Regions from separate parts of the Homo sapiens genome. Here regions 2, 3, 4, 5 and 6 are each linked to region 1. A link is a loop called in an ENCODE intact Hi-C map of the cell type or tissue named here. Cell type or tissue: PC-9. All regions are shown on one strand. Region 1 has its middle 53 kb from the start of MIR11400. Region 2 has its middle 19 kb from the start of OR9A2. Region 3 has its middle 100 kb from the start of PRSS58. Region 4 has its middle 41 kb from the start of MIR11400. Region 5 has its middle 6.8 kb from the start of TAS2R40. Region 6 has its middle 3.6 kb from the start of MIR11400.

The links. Hi-C counts contacts between places; a loop is a spot of excess contacts. Peaks named below come from ENCODE experiments on the same cell type or tissue, not always from the same donor. Only the 100,000 strongest peaks of a DNase experiment are listed, where the experiment ranks them.
Region 2: it touches region 1 in a loop (5-fold over the local background); 6 of 110 quality-filtered maps call a loop at or near these places.
Region 3: it touches region 1 in a loop (9-fold over the local background); 5 of 110 quality-filtered maps call a loop at or near these places.
Region 4: a loop joins it to region 1, with 1.9 times the contacts of the local background. A loop is called at or near these places in 2 of 110 quality-filtered maps.
Region 5: a loop joins it to region 1, with 13 times the contacts of the local background. A loop is called at or near these places in 6 of 110 quality-filtered maps.
Region 6: it touches region 1 in a loop (11-fold over the local background); 10 of 110 quality-filtered maps call a loop at or near these places.

The regions. Positions count from the first base shown.
Region 1 is chr7:142,419,139-142,423,138 of GRCh38, reverse strand. It overlaps TRB. Among named protein-coding and RNA genes, the nearest start is that of MIR11400, 53 kb to the left of the region's middle. In PC-9, CTCF peaks have their summits at 2,172 (motif pointing left) and 2,379 (motif pointing left); DNase peaks (open chromatin) are centred at 1,958 and 2,408; H3K27ac peaks cover 849 bases.
Region 2 is chr7:143,006,542-143,010,541 of GRCh38, reverse strand. No RefSeq gene overlaps it. Among named protein-coding and RNA genes, the nearest start is that of OR9A2, 19 kb to the left of the region's middle. In PC-9, CTCF peaks have their summits at 2,244 and 2,450 (motif pointing left); a DNase peak (open chromatin) is centred at 2,411.
Region 3 is chr7:142,356,449-142,360,448 of GRCh38, reverse strand. It overlaps TRB and the pseudogene TRBV8-1. Among named protein-coding and RNA genes, the nearest start is that of PRSS58, 100 kb to the right of the region's middle. In PC-9, CTCF peaks have their summits at 2,164 and 2,380 (motif pointing left); a DNase peak (open chromatin) is centred at 2,288; H3K4me3 peaks cover 342 bases; H3K27ac peaks cover 647 bases.
Region 4 is chr7:142,513,840-142,517,839 of GRCh38, reverse strand. It overlaps TRB. Among named protein-coding and RNA genes, the nearest start is that of MIR11400, 41 kb to the right of the region's middle. In PC-9, CTCF peaks have their summits at 1,452 and 1,654 (motif pointing left); DNase peaks (open chromatin) are centred at 1,579, 2,536 and 2,969; H3K27ac peaks cover 3,398 bases.
Region 5 is chr7:143,213,229-143,217,228 of GRCh38, reverse strand. No RefSeq gene overlaps it. Among named protein-coding and RNA genes, the nearest start is that of TAS2R40, 6.8 kb to the left of the region's middle. In PC-9, CTCF peaks have their summits at 1,765 and 1,971 (motif pointing right); a DNase peak (open chromatin) is centred at 1,978.
Region 6 is chr7:142,476,163-142,480,162 of GRCh38, reverse strand. It overlaps TRB. Among named protein-coding and RNA genes, the nearest start is that of MIR11400, 3.6 kb to the right of the region's middle. In PC-9, CTCF peaks have their summits at 1,335 and 1,536 (motif pointing left); DNase peaks (open chromatin) are centred at 1,142 and 1,482.

The sequences.
Region 1 (4,000 bases):
AGGGTCTTTGGATGGTGGCTTCATCCCATCACTGCCACAGTATAGGCTATCCCTGAAGAGAAAGTCTGTGATGGGGACTTAGGTGCATGTAGCTTATTCGGGAAATGATTCCAGGAAGAAGAAGTAGGAACGAAACATAAAATAGGGAAGGAAGAAGCCAGGATAAAAGTGCACAAACAACAAAAGAGTTTGTGTTGGAGCAATAGGAGATGGAATCCATCAGGGCCTCTCAGGAGCACACAGAATGCTGTCTGAAGTTTCTGCATGAATGGGCAGGCTGGAGCATTAGTCCTCTGTCTCAGCAGGGGCATCAGGAGCTCTGGCTGTCTTTGAGTACAGGCCAGGTGGGCTCAGATAATATCATGGAACAGCCCTGGGGAAGAAGCAGAGAGACTCCCAGCATGCACCTGTGGAAGGGCACTGCCAGATCGAGGCGAATGGGGACTTGCACACAACTGTCCACTACAGCAAGCCTGAAATCAGAGGTGGGCAGTGAGGATGTCGTGGAAGGCACTAGAGGCTCCTCTTCTTTCTAATAAAACCGCCCATTCTTCTATCAGCTCTTTTGTGGGATTGCTGATTGCTCTGAATTCACAGCTTTCTGGGAGCATCACACCTTCTTGCATATCAGACTCAGTATCAACCAGGAAGTGCTGTAAGGGGCAACATTTTTACTTTCCCTTAAGACACAACCATTTATGTTAGTTTTACCTAATTATCAGACTACTATCTTTGCATTTTAGATGACTTTGTGTCTTATTAAAAAATAATAAAATTAACTAATGAATAGCAATTATTTGTGTCTTTTCCCTCATGGTAAATTGCATCAGGTACTGGAAGACTGTGCTTTCCTTAAACAACATCTTATTTCCTTGCTGTGCAGCTGAGAAACCTCCCTCCTCACACAGCCTCCATAAAAGCAATCACATGGCCTCACCCATAGAACTGCTATAGTGGAGAAAACTGAACCTTGATTTTTGTCACAATGAAAGATGAAAAGATGTTTTGCCTGGAAGTCATATCCTCCTTGGACTTGTCAGTGGAGAGGCTATAATGATCACATATGTGGCATAATCTTCCCCTCCTGCTAATGGGGACCTGGAAACGGAAGGCCAGGTGAGAGGACAAATCTACAGAGTGGGAACAGTGGATAGAGGTGTTGGAGGAACAGGCTTCAGCCAGTTATCTTTTTTTTAATTCACTATTTATTGATGTATATTAGATGTACATATTTTTTAGGTAGATATGATCATTGATACATTTGTATAATCAAATCATGGTCATTGGGATAGGCATTATCTTAAATATTTATCTTTTCTTTAGACTAGGAACATTTGAATTATTCTCTTCTCACTATTTTGAAACGCATAATTGGCTGATGTTAACTACTGTCACACTACTACTGATCTATCCAATGCCAGGTCTGGTTTCTTCCATCTAAGCGTATGTGAGACCCAGGAAAGCTGCTTCAGTCAAATGTATAAACAGGTAAGATAATACTTATTTTGAATGATTTCTGTCAGAATTAAAACAGGTCACATAAAGAAGCAGCAGAGGGGCCGGGCACAGTGGCTCACACTTGTAATCCCAGCACTTTGGGAGGCCGAGGCAGGCAGATTGTTTGAAGTCAAGAGTTTGAGACCAGCCTGGCCAACATGGCGAAACCCCATCTTTATTAAAAATACAAAAAATTAGCCAGGCGTTGTGGTGGGTGCCTGTAATCCCAGCTACTTAGGAGGCCGAGACAGGAGAATCATTTGAACCCAGGAGGCAGAGGCTGCAGTGAGCTGAGATCAAGCCACTGTACTCCAGCCTTGGTGACAGAGCAAAGCAAGATGCCCTCAAAAAAAAAAAAAAAGAAGCAGCAGAGAGTGCCTGGGAAAGGCTGCCACCAGATCCTGAACCTCAGTCAGGGCAGGAATATTTCTGGCATTTCCATAGGAAACTGGCCTTTCCAGTTACTGGCCCTGCAGGACACTGTGAGCTCACTGCATACTTAGGCAGGCCTCAGGCTCTGCTATTCCATGTTCCATTCCTGGTCTGCAGGGCCCCTAAACGAAAGGTGGGGCAGGTGCAGCACAGTGCCCACATGCTCACAACAACCCCTATTTTCCTATGCCTGCCCACCCTGTCCCTGTCCTGAGAAGCATTCCCCAGCCCTTGACACCCCAGCCTCAGCACCCTCCACTGTCCATACAGACACAGAGACACTTTTTCCTTGGGGCAAATTGAGGCCTTTGGCACCCCTACCCTTCTCTGGCAGTATTTAACTCAGGATCCACTCTGAACTCAGATTGCCCTGCTGATGCCAGCAGACAACCAGGCTTCCCTTCAGCCCTCCTCTCCTGGGTCACCCTCCCACCGCTCTCCAAGGTTCCCCACTGCATTGTGAAGCCACAGTGCCTCCACGTGGCCAACTGTCCAGAGTCTCATGGATTCACACTTTCTGAACTGATGTGCTCAAGATTGTCCAAATCAGGAACAGGGATTCCCGCATCTCCGCTCCTACAAACCCTACCCTCTCACACACACAACCTCAATGCTTTCCCAAGCAGGCCAATTTAGGGTTGATCTTCAAATCCACCCTTAGCCAGTGGAGACAAAAGGGTGCATTAACCAATATTTTGATTGCTGATAAATGTTACATAATTGCAATTCATATGATAAGATGAAAGAGAGAACCCTGAATAACACAGGGCATAAAGTAAAACAGCTTGAAGAGATCAAACAGATCCAGCCTGGAAACGCGATATTCCATGTCTCCTTTTGATTGATCAGACACATATCTCTTCATATTTTGTACTTGGATTATTTACAGAATTTTAGATAGTGCATTTTATAATGGAGGTCTCTGGGCTTTTTCATATTTAATTCTTAATTTATAGAAAGTCTTGAAATAAACAACCCTATCAGCTATAACTTAGGCAGATTGAGTGGTCTGACATTTCCTGTCACTCCCCAGAACTGCCTATGAGCTCCACCAATCACCCAGTGCCTCTTAGTAATGAAATCCAAAGAGAAACTATTTTCATGTGGATGAGTCTCCATGAGAAAATGCACACACACACGTGTACACACTCACACATATAAACACATGCACACTCTCACACTCGCACTCATACACACGGTATCTTCTTATTGCAAGGATGATAAGATTCTATTACCGAGCACGGTGAATTTTTCTTACAGTGTTTTAGGGTGCTTTCTGAGATGATGATGTTTCCAGCCTCAAAAAATGTGGTTTTGGGAAAATGTGGTTGTGGTGAAGAATTTATTTTACCAGATCATGAGACTGGATAAATACTATTATAACATAAATTTCTTTGTTCCAAAAGGATGTTTGCAAATTCCAGCTTTAGATGTGGTTAGGATACTGTGTAACATTGGTCATTAATCCTGACTGGGGAAACACATTTGCTTGGAATATTGCAGAAGTTGTATGGAAAATTGAGACTAGCCATAATGACTCTCTGTTGTATTTCATGTGGAGGACGAAGCCCCTTTTGAAGTGAAACTCTGCTAAGTAAGAAAGTACACATAGAATTCAACTATTATATTGAGAGAATGTGAAATATTATTGTCATTTACTCAATAGAGTCAAAATAAATTTACTTATCATCTATTATGTGCCAAACTCTCTGTGACATAGTGAAGATAAAAAAAGGTGAACAAGGGTAGAGGTCATTGCATCAATTTTTTTTTTGGCAAAATTAAATATTTCACATAAAATTTTTGTAAGATTTGGCTATGATTCAAATTTGATCATGCTTTTTTTTTGAGATGTAGTTTCGCTCTTGTCACCCAAGCTGGAGTGGAATGGCATGTTCTCTGCTCACCGCAACCTCCGCCTCCTGGGTTCAAGCGATTCCCTTTCAGTTTCTATTCCATGTAAGCTACAGGATTCCCAGACCTCTTGAGGGAGTTAGGGTTTTCAACAATTTCTTTCTCCATTTTTTTAAACAAGTTCCCAACTACTACAGAATAAATCAACTCATTTTAT
Region 2 (4,000 bases), 590 kb before region 1:
GAATATGTATATAATAATATATATATCTATATGTCATAGGCAAATTAACAGTAACAAAGATTGCAAGTTGGTTAGATTGCTCAGGGAACCAATGGAAATAGAGGAAGATTCATAGTCAGATCCTAAAAAGAATTTCCCAGGGTGCAGAAAGTGTAACTAAAATATGAAAGGAAGGAAACATAAATAAGTGAATGTTGATAAATGAAGGAGTCTGTTCATTAATCTATAAGCAAGACTACAAACTCAAAGTAAGATTACCCAGCCCTTCCAAGGGCAGGCTGGGCACGACAGAAGCAGAAACCTGGGGTGAGGCAGGGGCCACAGTGCAGCGGACAGCTGCCTGATCAAGCCTTTTGACTGCCGCTCTGTTCCCCTGTGTGTACGAAGATCTGCTGCTTTGCAGAAAGCTCGAGACCCAGGCCATGTTAAGAGAGAAGAGGCCCAGATCAAAAATGTTGCAGCAGTGATTTTTGGGCCTTTCTAGAAAGAAAGGTGGTATTATGGTGAGTAATGCTTCTAGAATGTTGTGTGTGATGGGGGGAGCGAGAGTATAAGCTGTATGCGTAGACCATGCGGCGTTACGAGTTGAAATATACAAGTAAACACTTCTAAAGTCAGCGTGCAAAATTAAGGTGTTAGAAGAAGTTTCAGATGAAAAAAATAATTAGAAAGAATGACTTGTCTAATGATGTAAATGGGCCAGTGTCTTATTTATATGGATTATATTTATATTTTTTTCCCTTGAGCTAAAATAAATGTATGATGTGTTGATATAAATTTGAGTGGGAAATTGGAGAGATGGGGAAGATGGAGAGACATGTGAGTAGATATCAAGGTAACTGAAGACCATTCAATGTGTGGAGGGACAGAGACAGATGGAAGGAGACTTGGGGACTGAGTAAGGAAGAAAGGACTATACATTAGAAAGGATGATTCAGCTTAGAGCAGAACTGGAGACGACTTGAGGCCGTGAAAGGAAGATTCACAAAGTCAGGGCTGGGGAACAAGGAACAGAGGCAGGGGCTGGTGGAGCTAGGGAGAGTTCATGCATGCAAATTCCGGGGGACACTAGCTCAGCTGGCTGACACTAGGGCAGAAAAGCTGGGGTCCAGTAGGCAAGGATGGGAGAGACTCTAAATACCACAGAAACAGCAAAGCTGCTTAGGAGTGAAACTTAGCTTTTAGCAATAATGACTACCATTACTGACAACATACTTCCAGCCGTCATGATGAAGACATTGCATACATTATTGCTTTTTTTAAAAAATTGTATTAAATTTAGGAGATAATTTTGTTAAATGCATAGATTGCATAGTAGTTAGGGCTTTTAGGGTATCCATCTCTCAAGTAATGTTTATTGTACCTATTAAGTAATTTCCCATCATCCATCCTTCTTTTCCTCCCCACTCTTCTGAGTTTTCATTGTCTATTATTCCACACTCTGTGAGCACATCATTTAACTCCCAATTATAAATGAGAACATGCAGTATTTGTCTTTCTGTGTCTTGGTTGTTTCACTTAAGATAATGACCTCCAGTTTCATCCATCACACACATTATTTATAATACAATAGCCTTGCTAAGAAAAGGTTATTATCTCCACTTTACAGGTGAAGAGCGTGAGGGCCACAGAGGTTAAGAAACATCTTGAAAGTGACAGAAATTGTATTTCAACTTGGTTCTAGCTGATGCCAAAGAGCTACCCTGAGGTTTCCCAGCCACTATTGTGAGGTGCTCACAAACCACTGCCAATGCGCTGACTAAATAATACTGGCTACATTCAAGCGTATGCAGCTGATGCTCTTACAAAGAAAATGCCCACCCATTGAAGAGTATTGCTGATTTTGCAATTTTTGTATTGCATGAATTTTCTCAACGAAGGGATAAAAAGGATCCATTTAATAACTTTTAGCGTCAAGTGGGGGATTCTCACAATTTGTTAGGGGAATTCTGCCGCTGAAGGAGTTTGGTAGCCACCGTGTGCTGCCTTTCCCAAGCCAGCCATGTTCTGCAGCCTGTGTAATCTCCAGGCCAATAGCATGCACAAAGTACTCAGTTCAAGGACCTCGACCGTGTGCAAAAGGCATTGTGCACTGCCTGCAGATGTGTGACTATGAGGCGCTCAGAGGAACACACTGCAGAACGAATGAGGTGAAGGAGAGACTAATGGGCTGAGCCTGGGGTATTAAACTGGATCTATATGAGAGGAAGCCACCGTCTTCCGTGGATGCTGCTAATTACAGCGACGAGATTATATGAAATGATTTTTGCTTGAGATAGTTTCTGCTATCATTGTATTTTTCTCATTTTCCAAGTTAATTAATTTTTATTAACAGTTTGTTGTTACCGCCTACCTTCCAAAGAATCAGGACCCAGAGAGGCCACGATGCCAAGTGTCAGAGGCGTGTGCGGTCTCAGAGGTGTGGATTCAGCTCCACCTGGTGGCAGCTCTACGTAGTGCAGCGGAGGTACCGGGGCGCTCAGGCCTCCGACTGCAAAGCCTGTTCCCCGGAGGATGAAGGGAGAAAGGGGGCAGAGCCTGTGCTTATTGCCAGAGTGAGGGGGAGAGTAAAAAACACAAAAGATCGAAAATATCGGGGACAATTTTTTGAAAACTTGAAACAAAAATAAGAGACATTCTGAAGCAAATCAAATTTTAAAAAATGGTTTGAGGGAGACCCACGAACCAAGACACTCACTGAGAATAATAGCAGAATGATTTCCATGAATAGGGAAACACAATTTAACTATTTTTTTTTTTTGAGACGAAGTTTCGCTCTCGTTGCTCAGGCTGGAGTGCAGTGGCGCGATCTTGGCTCACTGCAACCTCCGCCTCCCGGGTTTAAGCTATTCTCCTGCCTCCGACTTCTGAGTAGCTGGGATTACAGGCAACTGCCAATAGGCCCTGTTAATTTTTTTTATTTTAGTAGAGATGGGGTTTCGCCATGTTGGCCAGGCTGGTCTCGAACTCCTGACCTCAGGTCATCCACCCGCCTCGGCCTCCCAAAGTGCTGGGATTACTGGCGTGAGCCACCGCTCCTGGCCAATTTAACTAATTTTTAAAAGTTTGATAGAACTATGATCTTAAGAAGAAAGGTTAATTGAAAGGGATTCAATGCTGTGTTGATTCCCTCCAGAAGAGCCTGGGGCAGAGGTTGGTGAAATGGTTAAAACTGTAAACCCATGTTGCTATGTCTGGGAAAATCCTGTTCTCAGGTACGCATTTAACTGGGATGTTACCAACACATTTACTGTCTCCTTGGGGATTACAGAAGGCACACATTATACTGTTTTTACTGAATATATTGAATGCTACCAATAATATAACCAGTCCATGGAGCACATGCCATGAAGTAGGTCTGTCAGAGAGATATTACCTGCCTTGTCCTCACCAAACCATGTAAATTAAATACTCTGTCCCACGTTAAGGATAAGGAAAACAGGGATTCAGAGATGTCAGGTAACTTGCCCGAGTTCTCCTAACTACACAAACGCCAAGAGGAGATTCAAATTCAGGTCCCTAATTCCAGATCCTGTTCTTTCAATTCTATCATGGTGCTTTTCTTTGAACCACATGCATTTGAAATTTGATTTTAAAGTTGGTTTTAAATTGATTTGTCAAATTATTAATAAATTCATATGGCATAAAGTTCAAAAAGTACACAAGTATAGGACCACGTGAAAACAAATAACATGAAAAGCAATCTCTTTCCCAGCCATCCAATCTCACTTCCCCGTGGCAGCTGTGTTTTCAGAGCCTTGTATATCTTTCCAGGGTATGTGACCATGTGTAGGATTAAGAAATGTCAGCATCAAAATGATTGAGTCTCCAACATTATATAAAATTTTATTTGTATAACTAAGGCAAAAAGTCACAATAAGAGGTTAATTGACTTGAACATCAAAATTAAAACAACTTAGCTTGCTCCAACAGAAATTTAAATTCAGTCAAAAGCTAAGCACAGAGGAGTTTCAAAATAAAATGAGTTAATTCACCATTC
Region 3 (4,000 bases), 63 kb after region 1:
AAGAGTTATAAGATCTCTCAAAATCATACAATTACATGGAAATTAAACAATCTGCTAGTGAATGACTTGGGTAAGCCATAAAATGAAGGTAGAAAACAAGACATTCTTTGGCACTAATGAAAACCAAGATTAAATATACTAGAATCTCTGGGACACAGCTATAGCAGTGTTAGGAGTATTGTTTACAGAACGAAACACCCACATAAACAAGTTAGAGAGATCTCACATTAGCAACCTACCACCACACTTAGAGGACATAGTAAAACAAGAACAAATAATCCCAAAGCTAGCAAAAAAAAAAAAAAAATTAGCATCAAAATGAGATCAGCTGACAAGGCGGCTGGGAAACAACTGAGGATCAGTGGCCGAAAGAAAGCTGTCGACAAAGAAAAACTTAAAAAAAAAAACAAACCACACATGGTTGAAATTATTCCAAGAATCGTGAACTGTTACACATTTCACAATTTGGGAATTGGGCATTCATCATTCTCACAATTTAGCCTTTTATTCTGGTCTTCAGCAAAGTGGCCAATTGGTGAACTGATTTTTTTGCCAAGCAAGGAGCCTGCCCGCCTTTATGGCAGCCTCACAGAGGGGTATTGGGCACAGCGTAGACACAGGAGGGGTCACTGCATTTGGGGTTTGCACTTCCTGTGAAGGCCAGCTGTGTACCTCCCAGTCCTGGAGTTAATGGATCTCATCTTAAGGAACCCTGCTCATGTGTGTGAGCTTCAACCTGCACGTTCTAAAGAGGAATAAACGCTAGAGGAAAATAAAACGTTTGATCATTATTATTCTGTAATATTTTACAATAAAAACGACAAGCTCATGGATTTTAATCCAAGCCAAAGTAATGGTAAGAATTAAGTTCCTTCCTTAAGATACCCTCAGAAGGCTCAAACACTGCTCTATGCTCAGAGGTAATAAGTAGAGGCTTAGCTGATAATCTCTACATAATAATTTCACTAGTTGATCATCGTCAGGTATAATGGCACTATGCGATGGATCTACTAACATTTCCTATAAGTAGATTGTTTATTTAGGTCTTTTATAAATTGTTTTCAATACTTTTTGTAGTGTTTGGTATCCATTGGCATCCAGGCCAAGGTGATGTTCTTTGTACCACTTGTAGACTTGTAGAATCCCAGATCACTCAAGCAGGTTAAAGCTGCCCAGCTGCTTTCTGTTTTTTTTTCTTTTCTCTCATAAAGAAAATGAGACACAAATTTCATTTTGGGAGCTACTATTCCTATTTTACGCAACTGCCAGAATATTCTGAATTGAGTAAAATAACATTAAGTGTTGTTTGCATTCGTGCATCCACATCACAGTGATGGACCTCAGCTCACACTGAAGTTCCTGCTGCAGGAGGATGCACAGACTGGGAGCCCATTGCTGGGACATCTGAGAAGAGCTTCAAAAAAGGCATCTTTATCTCCTGGTTGAGATAGAGGCCTTGGGAAGGAGTGCCCACCTCCAGCCTGTGGCTGCCCTTTTTTGTGCAGAGAGCAGCTGGCTGTGCAGGGCTGCGGATGCACTGCCACAGAGGTACAGAGGTCTGGCTGGTGCTAGTAGACTCCAGGGTTGAGGGAAAATGCTTGAGCTTGTTTCCAGAGACATTGTACCCTTCCTTGGCACCGCCTTTGGTCATGCTGCCAATACTACCTGAATAATGGATCAGCCTCAGCCCCTATTCTTGGTCTTATTGATAACAGAACACTGAATAATGGTTCCTAATCTGAGCAAATTTCAGGATGATCTTTTTCCCTGTGTGTCTGTGATATCTTGGTATCTGGCTGATCCCTGCCTCCATGGGGGCTGTGGGAGAGGCAGGCAGAAAGTGAGGACAAGGCTTCAGAAGTGGCAGGACTCTGCAGAGGAAAGGGGAAAAAAAGGCTTGGAGCCTAGACTTTGGAAACGTGTGAAAGGTGGGCCTGTTGTGTTACTCCCCATGCCTACAGAGTTCACCTAGTCTGGGGCATTCTGACTGGGCTCAGGCAGGATCCACCTACTCTCATGGAGGCTGTTGCCTGGTGAGAGCTGCAGGGAAGATGGGGTGCAGCAGAGACGCACTGGGCTTAAGCCACAGCCCACCCCTCACTTTCCCATTTTCCTCTGAGATAGTTGCTCCTCTGTCTGCACCTGCCCTTGACACCAAGGCTGCCAGGCCAAACTTCTTCAACTGTGGATCTCATTAAAGATTAGAGGTATTTCCTGTATGTTGTATAACTGTAGGTAGTCTAGCAATAACTGAAAACTGCTGCAACATCTGCATGATATTGGATGCCAGCCCTGATTTTTCTTAACCCTTTCCTTCCTAGGCTGCTCTCCCAGGCTCTCCCCAGAGTCTCTTAGAGCCCAGTGGACCACAGTGCCATCTTGTGGCCAATAAGTGAAATTTCATCATTGCTTTTGCAAGGGAAATGGCCCAAGGGATGCTGGGAAGTGTCTGCAGAGGGAGCCGGGAGACTATTCCAGAAGTGCCATCCTGCAGGTTTTACAAGCAACTTCTCTGAACCCCGATCCCAACATTAGTTTTAACCCTGACTGTTCCTTTGAGTTATCAAGCTTAATATCCCACCCTCATTCTAAATAATTCTTACCCCATAGCTGCAGTTACAGTCTCACTGACATTTTCTCCCTTAAAACTATCTAAAGAGAGAGGAATAGAATAGGAAGAATAGAAGGAAATAATATTTACCCTAAAGTAGGAAGAAAACACAGAAAGTGAAGTGTAACGTAATTTCATTTCCATTACCAAAGATAAACAAATATGTCCCCCCAAATGACAATGGTACCATAAAAATAAAGATTAGCAAAAGTCTAGGCAGATAATGTGATTACCTTCAAGATGGGGTCAGATATGTGTTAATAAAAAGTAAAACTGGGATATAAAAAATAGGATCCCTTGGTCAGGCGTAGTGGCTTCTGCCTGCAATCCCAGCACTTTGGGAGGCCAAGGCGGGCGGATCACGAGGTCAGGAGATAGAGACCATCCTGGCTAACACGGTGAAACCCCGTCTCTATACTAAAAAATACAGAAAATCATCCGGGCGTGGTGGCGGGCGCCTGTAGTCCCAGCTACTCGCTACTCGGGAGGCTGAGGCAGGAGAATGGCGTGAACCCGGAAGGCAGAGCTTGTAGTGAGCCGAGATTGCGCCACTGCACTCCAGCCTGGGCGACAGAGTGAGACTCTGTCTGGGGGCGGGGGGTAAAGGATCCCTTGCAAGGCAATAAGCAATCATGGAGGGAGCAGTATCTAATGGGAAAATAAGGATGGATATAATTAAGACCAGCAAAAGGTCTGCTACAGTAAAAGAATAGCTTGTGCAATGCACATGTGCTGATCTGAGCAGCAGAGAGGGAGGAGATGATTCTGGAAGAGGTAGAGGAGTGGTGTGAGATGACGGTACGCTGCTGCAAAATAGTATCATAAGGAAGCAAATCAGCCAGGGAACTGGGGATTATATGACCTTTCTATCCACTATCTTCTGTGACAGACCAGATGAACCATTTCCCTTTCCAATGACTTGCTCTACAGTCCTTGCTCCGTCCCAGTTAAAGGCTCCCGGAATTTCTGCTCCTCAGGTTCCCATGGACCAACTCATTCCTTCGTCGTTGAGCAGAGTCTAAAGGGGAGGTCATCTCTTCGTGCCCTGAAGTCCCAGAGTAGCTGGTATAGTCCTCTCTTGTGGCTTGATCACAGGCCCCCAACTCTGTGCCTTTCATTTCCAGTAGACTGAAAGTTAGGTGTGAGTAATGAACCTTGAACAATGCCTTTATCAGAGGGCATGTAAGTGACTGCTTTCAGAATCATTGCTGTTTCTTTCACTGCCTCAGATTATATCTGAACAGAAAAGATGCACAATGGGAATGATTTCTTAAATTAATTTAACCACAAAAATCTTTCAAAGTTCCATAAATAATGCAACCAAAATAATTGCTCTCCTAAATGGTGACATTGTAGAGTGAAACAAAAAGCAAATAAAATTATGTCAAG
Region 4 (4,000 bases), 95 kb before region 1:
GCCTGGGTGACAGAGTGAGACTCTTGTCTCTAAATAAATAAATAAATACAATTTTTATCTCTGGGATAGAAATTGATTGGAAAGGAGCATGACGACACTTTCCTGCATGACAGAATTTTTTTTATAATCATTTCAGTTACTATTGCACTGGCATATGCATTTGTCAAAATGTACCAGGATGTCCTTGTATTAATATTTCTGTTTTACTCTCTATTATACTTTAATAAAAAGTATTACTAAAAAGTAAACAGCTAAATCATAAAATATGGGATTCACTTACAAATGTATGCTTGTATTCTGCACAGCCCAATTTAAAAATGAATCACACAAAAATAAGAAAAGACAGGAACACACATATCTGTGTAAGTTATGGAGAATGTGAGAAGTGCTTGGTGACTGAAGTGGCAACATTGAAATTTGGCATCAAAATAAGCTCAACTGATGAGTGGGCCGAAAAACAACTAGGATCAAAATCAAGGAAAGCTGTAGACAAACAAAAGCTTTTTACAATATCTTCATATGCTATTGAAATCATTCTGAGAACCATGAGCTGCTACAAATTTCATAACTTGGGAAATTGGGCATTCATCAGTCTCACAATTCAGACTTTCCTTTCATTTTGGCTTTGAACAGATTGGCCAATTTTTGAATTGATTTTTTTGCCCAGCAAGCAGCCTGCTCCCCACTTTGTGAGTGGGGTACTGGGAGACCCGGCACTCCCCCTTTTCAGCCTCACAGACGGGAGTTGGGCACAGCACAGACACACGGAGTTCCCTGCACGTGGGGTTTGAACTCCCTGTGAAGCCCAGCTATGGACCTCCCAGTCCTACAGTTAATGGATCCCAACTAAAGAAACCGTGCCTCTAGGTGTCTGCTTTACCTGTTAGTGCTAAAGAGGGATACAGGCTGGAGAAAAATAAAATGTTTGCTCAATATTATTCTGTAATATTTTACAAGAAAATCAATTGAGGACTTCATGGATTTTCATCCAAGCCAAAGTCATGATAATAGCTGAATTCCTTCCTTAATCTACCCTGAGAGGACTCAGACACTGCTTGATGCCCACAAATACTTAGTAGAGACTTATTTATAGTCTCCTTTGTAAAATTCTACTAGTCTATTATCTTCATCTCTAACGGCACAGTTTGGTGCATCTACTAATATTTTCCTTCAATAGTTTGTTTACTGAGGTGTTTCAGAAATTTTTGTCAATACTTTTTGTCCTCCAGAGAACATGTGCTTGATTTCCAATGGAACCTCAGCCAAGTTGATGTTATCAGTAAGACTTATGAACTTGGAGAATCCCAGATCACTCAAGCAGGTTAAAGCTGTTGCCTGGCCAGACCTGCAGGGAAGATGAGGTGCAGCAGAGACCCACTGGGCTCAGGGCACAGCCTGCCTCTCACTTTTCCCTTTTCCTCTGAGGCAGTTGCTCCTCTGTCTGCACATGCCCCGACACCAAGGCTGCCTGGCCAAAATTCTTCAACTGTAGATCTGATTAAAGATTAGAGGGACTTCCTGCCTCTTGCATAGCTGTAGGTAGCCTAGCAATAACTGAAAACTCCTGCAACATCTGCATAATATTGAATACAAACCCTAATTTTTCTTAACCTTTTCCCTCCTAGGCTGCTCCCCCAGACTGCCCAGAGCCCTTTACATCGCAGTGGACCACACTGCCATCTTGTGGCCAATAAGTGAAGCTTCATCATTGTTTAATTCTGTAATGGCCCAAGGAATGCTGGGAAGTGTCTGCAGAGTGAGCTGCCAGAATATTCCAGAGGTGCCATCCCGCAGGTTTTATGAGCAGCTTCCCTAAACCCTAAGTCCTACATTAGTTCTAACCCTAATTATTGCTTTGAGTTACCAATCTTGATATCCCACCCTCATTCTGAATAACTCTTATCACATAGCTTCAGTTATAGCCAAACTTTTTCTCCCTTAAAACTACCATCTAAAGAAAGAGGAACAGAATGAGAGGAATGAAAGGAAATAATATTTGGTTTTAAATAGTAAGAAGACACAGACGTTGAAGTATAAAGAGATTATTTAATCTGAATCACTAAAGATAAACAAAAACATCCTCCAAAAATGACAATGTTACCCCAAAAGTATAGATCAGCAAAAGATGAAGTCAAATGTCTATTAATAAAAAGTAAAATTGAAATATATAAAACGAGACCTGTTACAAGACAATAAGCAATGGTGGAGGGAGCAGTACCTAATGCAGAAAATAAGGATGGATATAACTAAGAGTAGCAAAGGGACTGCTATAGGAAATGATCACCTTGTACAATGCACATCCACTGATCTGAGCAGCAAACAGGGAAGAGATGACACTGGAAGAGGCAGAGGAGCAGCGGGAGATGAGGACACGCTGATGCAAAATAGTATCATAAGGAAGCAAATCAGCCAGGGGACTGTGGATTAGATGACTTTGCTTTCTCCTGTCTCCCGTGACAGCTGAACTGGACCATTTTCCTCTCCAAGGATTTGCTCCTGCACCTGAAGTTAGATGCCCCTGGGATTTGCTGCTTTTCAGGTTCCCATGGATGAACTCCCTCTCCTTCCTTGTTGACCATGGTCTGAAGGAGAGGTCATCTCTCCCTCCCCTTCAATCCCACAGTACTGGGGATTGGCACAGACTTCTCAATTGGCATTGACCTCTCTCATGGCATGCTCACATGCCCCCTAACTGTGCCTTTTCATTTCCACTAGACTGAAAGTTAGATGTGGGCAATGAAACTTAACACCTTTATCATAAGATACACAAGTAACTGCTTTCAAAATTATTGCTGTTTCTTTCACTGCCTTGGGTTACAGCTGAACAGGAAAAAAAGGCACAATTTCTTAATGTGACTTAACCACAAAAACCTTCCCAAGTGCCAAAAACAATATAACTACCAAGGGATTGCTCTCCTCATTGGCGAGATGGAAAAATAAACCAAAAAAAAAAAAAAAACAAAGAAAATATTGTCAAATACTTTAATGGAGACACAGAAACCCAGTCCCTCTTATACAAACATCACTGTTTGGCCTCCCTCTACCTGAGAGACAGACAGAGCCATTCCTGTGCCCTACACCTGGCAGGAAAGCCCTGCTGGAGCCTGTGGGGAGCTGGTGAGGATGAGCCTTGGTGATTCTGCCCCAGAGCAGGGATTCTCAGGGAACTCTGGACAACTTCCAGGGACTGAGATGGAGAGTGGCCACACTCAGTCCAGGAGAGGAGAATACTGAGGATGTGATCCTTCTGATCTCTCAGCCTAAAGTAAAAGCAGAGTCATTCCTGACTGGTGTGGAGCTGCTTAGTTTCTAAAGCAAAATAGTCCTTGTTTCAGGGTCTGTCAGTGACATAGAAGAATAGCGGGGCTCTATGTGGTTCACAACCCAGAGTTGCTGCTTGGCCATCTCTGTTCCCAATGACTCCAGCATCTGAATATTCCATGTGAGGAAAGATAATTTGTAAATAATGAACTGGTTCAGTGATACCTTTAGGTACATTCAAAATAGTTGTCATGTTCCAGACTGGCATTCTTGAAGGAAACACAGAGCTACAGTGCAAGAGAATTTGGGAGTTGAATGGAAATAGGAACAATTGACGGCCCCTTAGGTGATGGGTTCTAAGAACAAGAGTAGTGGGGAAATAAATTCTGAGCTATATTGGCCTAGCTCAGAAATGGCATAAGAGGGACATCAGAAAATACCCCAGTAATGTGCTGATAAACTGTGTGTCTGTGAAGGTGGGGGCATGGCTGGTAGCATTTCCTAATTTCTGTTGTACCAACATACCCACCATGGCAGATTTCAAGCTCCCAGCATGGCTTCACTGAACAGGGAGCTGGGAAAAGTATGCCTATTTACTTCTTTTGAGTCATACAAGCCATAGACTAAAGAGAAAAGCTTCAAACTTCTTCAATGCTTCCTACTAAACATACTAAAATGAGGCCACAGCAACTATAGCATACCTCATTATTTTCATGATAAGATCAGAGTGTGTGATCCT
Region 5 (4,000 bases), 790 kb before region 1:
GTGTGCATATTTGGCAAAAGATGTAATTTAAGAAAACAGTGTAGGTGCCATTATGAAACAAACCACTGGAAGAAGAAAGAAGAGGGCCATGGAAGAGACATGTGATCAAAACCTAAGGAGCTGAAGAGAGAATTGTAATGTCAACAAGGTTTGTCTTGGTTGTTTAAGAAATAAGAAGTCATAAATAAAAAATCTGCCTGGGACATCAAATTCTTCACAGATAGCAAGTTGTAAAAGAGAATCTACTGAATGTAGCGGAAATTGTGTGTCCTGAAAAGATACAAGCACGTGCAAATGTAAATGTAACTAGAAATACTGTTGCTCAATGCAATGGAAATGTGACTAAGAAATGAAAAGAAAAATCATGTGAAAAAATTTTTAAATGGTGGCATTTGCTATTGCAGTTGGTGAAGATACATATTTAGTAATATTTAGATGTAGTAATGAGCTCTATTAACCACCATGGGGGTTAAGAATTTTTATATGACTGAAAAATATTTTGGACAGTGTGCTCATGACAGACACAACCTTAGGAAATGATTAAGAAAATAATTTTTTTGTGTGTATAGAGGAAACTTTCAAACAATTTAATGCAGAAGACTTGTGTGCCTATAGGATGATATTCCTGGGATGAGCAGTGTTTATATCAGACTTGCAATAAAACTTAAACTCTAGGTGGCAAGTTATATAAAGACACAGGCTTTACATCTACTTGCTTGCATTATTTAGCAGGAATTGCTTTCTGCGAGAAGCTAAAAATTGAAGATGTCCCGAACACAGCGTTCATACTGTGAGCTGGATCTCCTTGTAGGGCTTCAGGCACAGAGTGTTGGATGCACTGTGTGATGAATTGGACACGTAGCATGGCAGTCTGCTCATGACACAGAGGGTGGGTGGCTTAGTCATGGCTGAAAGCAAAGCAGCATTGTTGAACAGTTAAGAGAAATGAACTTATTCACATCATTGGAGGGAAAAAAGCTTTGCTTATGTTAAGCAGCGAAGATTGTTATCATATAATTGACCTTTGGGGTAGACAAACACTTTGAATATTTCCCCGCAAAGGCATCCACAAAGCAGTTATAAAATGTAGAATAGAGTCTGCTGCCAAGGGTGTTAAAAAAAGAAAAAAAAATGTTTTAGGAAGGCATATCTGGCATCGTTACTAAGTCCTCTTTTCTGTGGTTGGAATTAGTTTCTAGAAATACAACTGATGGCCTGAAACCTGTGATAAAAATTGTGATACACTGAAAACTGATTCCTCAAAATGGCTTATTGATTTCAGACTTTGTGAAGATAACCTCCCATTGTTCAATGCACCTTGTCAATTCCTACTTATAGTGTGAAAAATGACTCATGGTGTGATATAGGATTGGACATTTTGTACAGTGACACTGGAATGCCAGGCTTCTACAAATATCTTCACAGTTGTGCAAAGACTCATATTTTAAAATATCTACGTTTTTGAACAGCTCTCTCCCAGTATTAAACTAATTAGGACTAATTATCACTTCTAGTTAATGGGTCCCAGTCAAGGCTGAATTCTGTTTTCATTATACAACTTAACACAGGTTTAACAAGGACATATTGGTACTGAAGAAAAAGTGAGCAAATTGTAAAATAAAATACTAGAAATGAAATATTTATATTTTATCTTTTTTTCAATTCTGAATTTAAGATACAATCTTCAATATCACATATATATTCATACACATACACATTATCTGGTATGGTTGCAGTCTTAGTTTAGAAAAATAAACACAGTGATTATTTTCCTGACAGTTGGTTTGTTTTGTCATACGGCTGCCATGTTCGCCCGTACACCTTGACGTCTCTGGCTTCTGCAGACCCTGGAGTTTTGAATGAGCTCTTCCAGGCCTAGGTCTTACTTAGGAATGGATTATGTGTTAGCAGTAAAGCTTATTAACAGTTTTCACCACAAGATGGAGCCTTATGAATGCCTCTCGGAAAAGGGAGCAATTCCTTAATTCGCCCACTAGTGGGCAGGCATGCTCTTTCTAAATAGGAAACTTCTGGGGAAACCTTTCAAAACCTATTTGAGACAATTGACTGAGAGTTTTACCTCCTCTCTTCTAAGGAGGTCTCTGATTCTTTGTACTTATGATCAGTTATTTCAGACAGTTTTCAAGAGAAAATTTATATTGTCTCTTAATCAAGCCTCTTTAAAAAAAAATATATTTTAGTGAAAGGGTCTTGCTATGTGGCCCAAGCTGGAGTGCAGTGGCTATTCACAGATGCATTCACGGTGCATCACTACAGCATCGAACTCTTGGCCTCAAGTGATCCTCTGGCCTCAGTTTCCTGAGGAGCTGAGATTATAGGCATGTGCCACTCTCCCCAACCACATATACTTTTAATTAACAGATTGGTCAGTATATTTTTGCAAGATAAATTGCAAATGAAAACTATAGTCCTTAAGTAGACTAACTTTAATTGATTACAGATGCTATTTCTAAAGAATCCAAAACATGCTGGGCGAAGTGGCTTACTCTTGGAACCCCAGAGTAATTTCAAGGCAGGAGAGGAGGCCAAGACAGGAGGATTCCTTGAGGCCAGGAGTTTGAGACCAGCTGGGCATCATAGTGAGACCTCATCTGTTAAAAAAAAACATTAGCCAGATATGATGGTGAATATCTATAGTCCCAGCTACTTGTGAGACTGAGGTGGGAGGATTGCTTGAGGTGGGAGGTTGAGGCTACAGTGAGCTGTGATCACGCCACTGCACTCCAGCCTGGGCAACAGAGGGAAACCCTGTCTCAAAAACAAAAACAAAAACAATCCAAAACATTAGAATGATATAATGCTACTGCTGCCAGTGACCTGCAAGATGGCTTAGCACAGGAGCTCCCCATATAGGGGTGAGTAAACGAAGTCCTTCAGAAGTGAGGGGAATTGACCAAAGCCATACACCTACTGAGGTATTATTGGACTATCAAGCAGAGGGTCTCAGAAAGTCCCTTCACACTTGCATTTGGATTTTCATTAAAATTCTCTGCTGGATTTTTTTTTCTGCCAATGAGGTAATTTCTTGCCTAATTAGGTTCTTCTCATCCAACCCAGGAAATGGCTATAAAATCTCATTTAGGCAATGTTCAACAATCTTTTTGCCCTAAATGAAGTAATTACCTGCGCTTGGGTATAGACACATACAGTGGCCATTAATTTTCAACAAAACTGGAGCCCTTTTTATTCATTCAACAAATATTTATTAAGTGCCCACGATGTCCCTGGGGATAAATAGTAGATAAGACAGGTTCCTGTCTTAAGAAGATGTACATTTGAATTTGTATGTGTGTTTGCAGGGGGTAGGAGGAAGGGGAGATATATGGTTTGGCTGTGTCCTCACCCAAATCTCATCTTGAATTCCCATGAGTTGTGGAAGGGACCTGGTGGGAGATAATCGAATCATGGGGGGAGGTCTTCCCTGTGCTGTTCTCCTGTTAGTGAATAAGTCTCACAAGATCTGATCATTTTATAAAGAGGAGTTCCCCTGCATGAGCGCTCTCTCTTTGCCTGCCACCATCCATGTAAGACGTGACTTGCTCCGCCTTGCCTTCCTCCATGATTGTGAGGCCTCCCCAGCCATGTGGAACTTTAAGTCCATTAAACCTCTTTTTCTTCCCAGTCTTGGGTATGTCTTTATCAGCAACATGAAAACAGACTAATACAGGGAGTAAGGGAGTTTGGGAAGGGTAGACAATAAACAAATAAATAATATAATTTCAGATGGTGATAAGTGTCATAAAGACAATAAGGTATTGATTTTCACAAGGGTGCCAAAACTATCTGGAGGAAGGAAAACTCTTAAAAAATGGTAGTGAAACAACTGAATATCCACATGCAAAAGAATGAAGTTAGACCTCCATCTTACACCATATACAAAAAGTAACTCAAAATGGATCAAAGATGTAAATATAAGAGAACATAAGTGTAAATCTTTGTGACCTTGGATTAGGCCATGGTTTCTCAGATATGAGACCTA
Region 6 (4,000 bases), 57 kb before region 1:
CTCTGGCATATGCATTTGTCAAAATTTACCATGTTGTCCTTGTATTAATATTTCTGTTTTTATCTCTATTAGTTAAACCTTAAATAAAATTGTTACTAAAAAGTAAACAGTTAATTGCATAAAATATGGGAGTCATTTACAAATGTATGCTTGTATTCTGTACAGCCCAATTTAAAAATGAATCACACAAAAATAAGAAAAGACAGGAGCACACATATCTGTAAGTTATGGAGAATGTGAGAAGTGCTTGGTGACTGAAGTGGCAACTTTAAAATTTGGTATCAAAATAAGCTCAACTGATGCGTGGGCTGAAAAACAACTGAGGATCAATATCAAGGAAAGCTATAGACAAACAAAAGCTGTTTACAATATCTTTATATGCTGTTGAAATCATTCTGACAACCATGAGCTGCTATACATTTCATAACTTGGAAAATTGGGCATTCATCACTCTCACATTCAGACTTTCCTTTCATTTTGGCTTTCAACAGATTGGCCAATTGGTGAAGTGATTTTTTTGCCCAGCAAGCAGCCTGCTCCCCTCTTTGTGAGTGGGGTTCCCGGGTGACCCGGCCCTCTCCCTTCGACAGCCTCACAGAGGGGAGTTGGGCACAGCACAGACACACGGGGTTCCCTGCACGTGGGGTTTGCACTCCCTGTGAAGCCCAGCTCTGGACCTCCCAGTCCTGCAGTTAATGGATCCCAACTAAAGAAACCTTGCCTCTAGGTATTCGCTTTACCTGTTAGTGCTAAGGAGGGATACAGGCTGGAGAAAAATAAAATGTTTGCTCAATATTATTCTGTAATATTTTACAAGAAAATCAATTGAGGACTTCATGGATTTTCATCCAAGCCAAAGTCATGATAATAGCTGAATTCCTTCTTTAATCTACCCTGAGAAGACTTAAACACTGCTCTCAATAACACAAATACTTAGTGGAGACTTATTTATAGTCTCTTTTTGGTAATTCTACTAGTCAATTATCATCAGGTCTAACGGCACAGTTTGGTGCATCTACTAACATTTTTCTTCTGTAGTCTGTTTACTTAGGTGTTTTAGAGCTTGTTCTCAATATTTTTTGTCCTCCAGAGAACACATGCCTGGTGTCCAATGGAATCTCAGCCAAGGTGATGTTATCAGTACGACTTCTGAACTTCTAGAATTCCAGATCACTCAAGCAGATTAAAGCTGTTGCCTGGCCAGACCTGCAGGGAAGATGAGGTGCAGCAGAGACGCACTGGGCTCAGGACACAGCCCACCCCTCGCTTTTCCCTTTTCCTCTGAGGCAGTTGCTCCTCTACACCTGCCCCTGACCAAAATTTGCCCCGGCCAAAATTCCTCAACTGTAGATGTCATTAAAGATTAGAGGGACTTCCCGTCTCTTGCATAGCTGTAGGTAGCCTAGCAATAACTGAAAGCTGCTGCAACATCTGCATAATACAGGATCCAAGCCCTAATTTTTCTTAACCCTTTCCCTCCTAGGATGCTCTCCTAGACTCCCCAGAGACCTTTCGAGCTCAGTGGACCACACTGCCATCTTGTGGCCAATACGTGAAGTTTCAACATTGTTTCTTCTGTAATGGCCCAAGGAATGCTGGGAAGTGTCTGCAGAGGAAGCTGCCAGAATATTCCAGAAGTGCCATCACGCTGGTTTTATGAGCAGCTTCCCTTAAACCCTAAGTCTAACATTAGTTCTAACCCTGATTATTGCTTTGAGTTACCAATCTTAATATCCCACCCTCATTCTGAATAACACTTATCACATAGGTCCAGTTATAGTTTAACTTTTTCTCCCTTAAAACTACCATCTAAAGAAAGAGTAACAGAAGGAGAGGAATGAAAGGAAATAATATTTGGCTTAAAATAGGAAGAAAACACAGACATTGAAGTATAAAGAGATTATTTAATCTGAATCACTAAAGATAAACAAATCGTCCTCCAAAAATGACAATGTTACCCCAAAAGTATAGATCAGCAAAAGATGAAGTCAAATATCTATTAATAAAAAGTAAAATTGAAATATATAAAACGAGACCTCTTACAAGGCAATAAGCAATGAATGGTGGAGGGAGCAGTACCTAATGCAGAAAATAAGGATGGATATAACTAAGACTAGCAAAGGGGCTGCTACAGGAAATGATCAGCTTGTACAATGCACATCCACTGATCTGAGCACCAAACACGGAAGAGATGATTCTGAAACAGGCAGAGGAGCAGCGGGAGATGAGGACACGCTGGTACAAAATAGCATCATAAGGAAGCAAATCAGCCGGGAGACTGTGGATTAGATGACTTTGCTTTCTCCTGTCTCCTGTGACAGCTGAACTGGACCATTTTCCTCTCCAAGGATTTGCTCCTGCACCCTGAGTTAGAGGCCCCTGGGATTTGCTCCTCGTCAGATTCCCATGGATGAACTCCCACTCCCTCCTTGTTGAGCACAGTCTGAAGGAGAGGTCATCTCTCCCTCCCCTTCAATCCCACAGTATTGGGGAATGGCACAGACTTCTCAATTGGCATCGATCTCTCTCATGGCATGCTCACATGCCCCCTAACTGTGCCTTTTCATTTCCACTAGACTGAAAGTTAGATGTAGGCAATGAAACTTAACACCTTTATCATAGATACCCAAGTAACTGCTCTCAAAATTATTGCTATTTCTTTCACTGCCTTGGGTTACAGCTGAACTTTCCTGTACAGCACAATTTCCTGTAAAGGCACAATTTCTTAATGTGGCTTAACCACAAAAACCTTCCCAAGTGCCAAAAACAATATAACTACCAAGGGATTGCTCTCCTCATTGGTGAGATGGCACAATAAAACAAAAACAAAGAAAATTTTGTCAAATACTTTAAAGGAGACCCAGAACCCCAGTCCCTCTTATACAAACATCACTGTTTGGCCTCCCTCTACCTAAGAGACAGGCAGAGCCATTCCTGTGCCCTGCACCTGGTGGGAAAGCCCTGCTGGAGCCTGTGGGGAGCTGGTGAGGATGAGCCTTGGTGATTCTGCCTCCAGAGCAGGGATTCTCGGGGAGCTCTGGACAACTTCCAGGGACTGAGATGGAGAGTGGCCACACTCCGTCTTGGAGAGGAGAATATTGAGGGTGTGACCCTTCTGACCTCTCAGCCTAAAGTAAAAGCAGAGTCATTCCTGACTGGTGGGGAGCTGCTTAGTCTCCAAAGCAAAATTGTCCTTTTTACAGGGTCTCTCGTTGCCACAGAAGAATAGCGGGGCTGTAAGTGTTTCACAACCCAGAGTTGCTGCTTGGCCATCTCTGTTCCCAATGACTCCAGCATCTGAATATTCCATGCAAGGAAAGATAATTTGTAAATAATGAACTGGTTCAGTGATACCTTTAGTTACATTCAAAATAGTTGTCATGTTCCAGACTGGCGTGCTTGCAGGAGACACAGAGCTACAGAGCAAGAGAATTTGGGAGCTGGATAGAAATGGGAGCAATCAAGGCCCCCTTAGATGATGGCTTCTAAGAACAGAGTAGAGGAGACATAAATTCTGAGCCCTTTTGTCCCTAAAAGACATGGCATAACAGGGACATCAGAAAATACTCCAGTGATGTGCTGATAAACTGGGTGTCTGTGAAGGTGGGGGCATGGCTGGTAGCATTTGCTAATTTCTGTTGTACCAACATACCCACCATGGCAGATTTCAAGCTCCCAGCATGGCTTCACTGAACAGGGAGCTGGGAAAAGTATGCCTATTTGATTCTTCTGACTCATACAAGCTGGCTCCAGCACATCCCTAGACTCAAGAGCAAAGCTTTCAAAGTTCGTCAATGCTTCCTACTCAACATACTAAAATGAGGCCACAGCAACTATAGCACACCTCATTGTTTTCATGATAGGATCAGTGTGTGATCCTGGATCTTGGAATGGACAAAGGGATGTTTGTGCAGAGAAAGGATTTCTGAGTCCTCTGAAGCTGCCAAGATCACAGAGCAAATAGCTATGTTGGTTGGTTGGGGAGCCGCTAGCCTTTGAC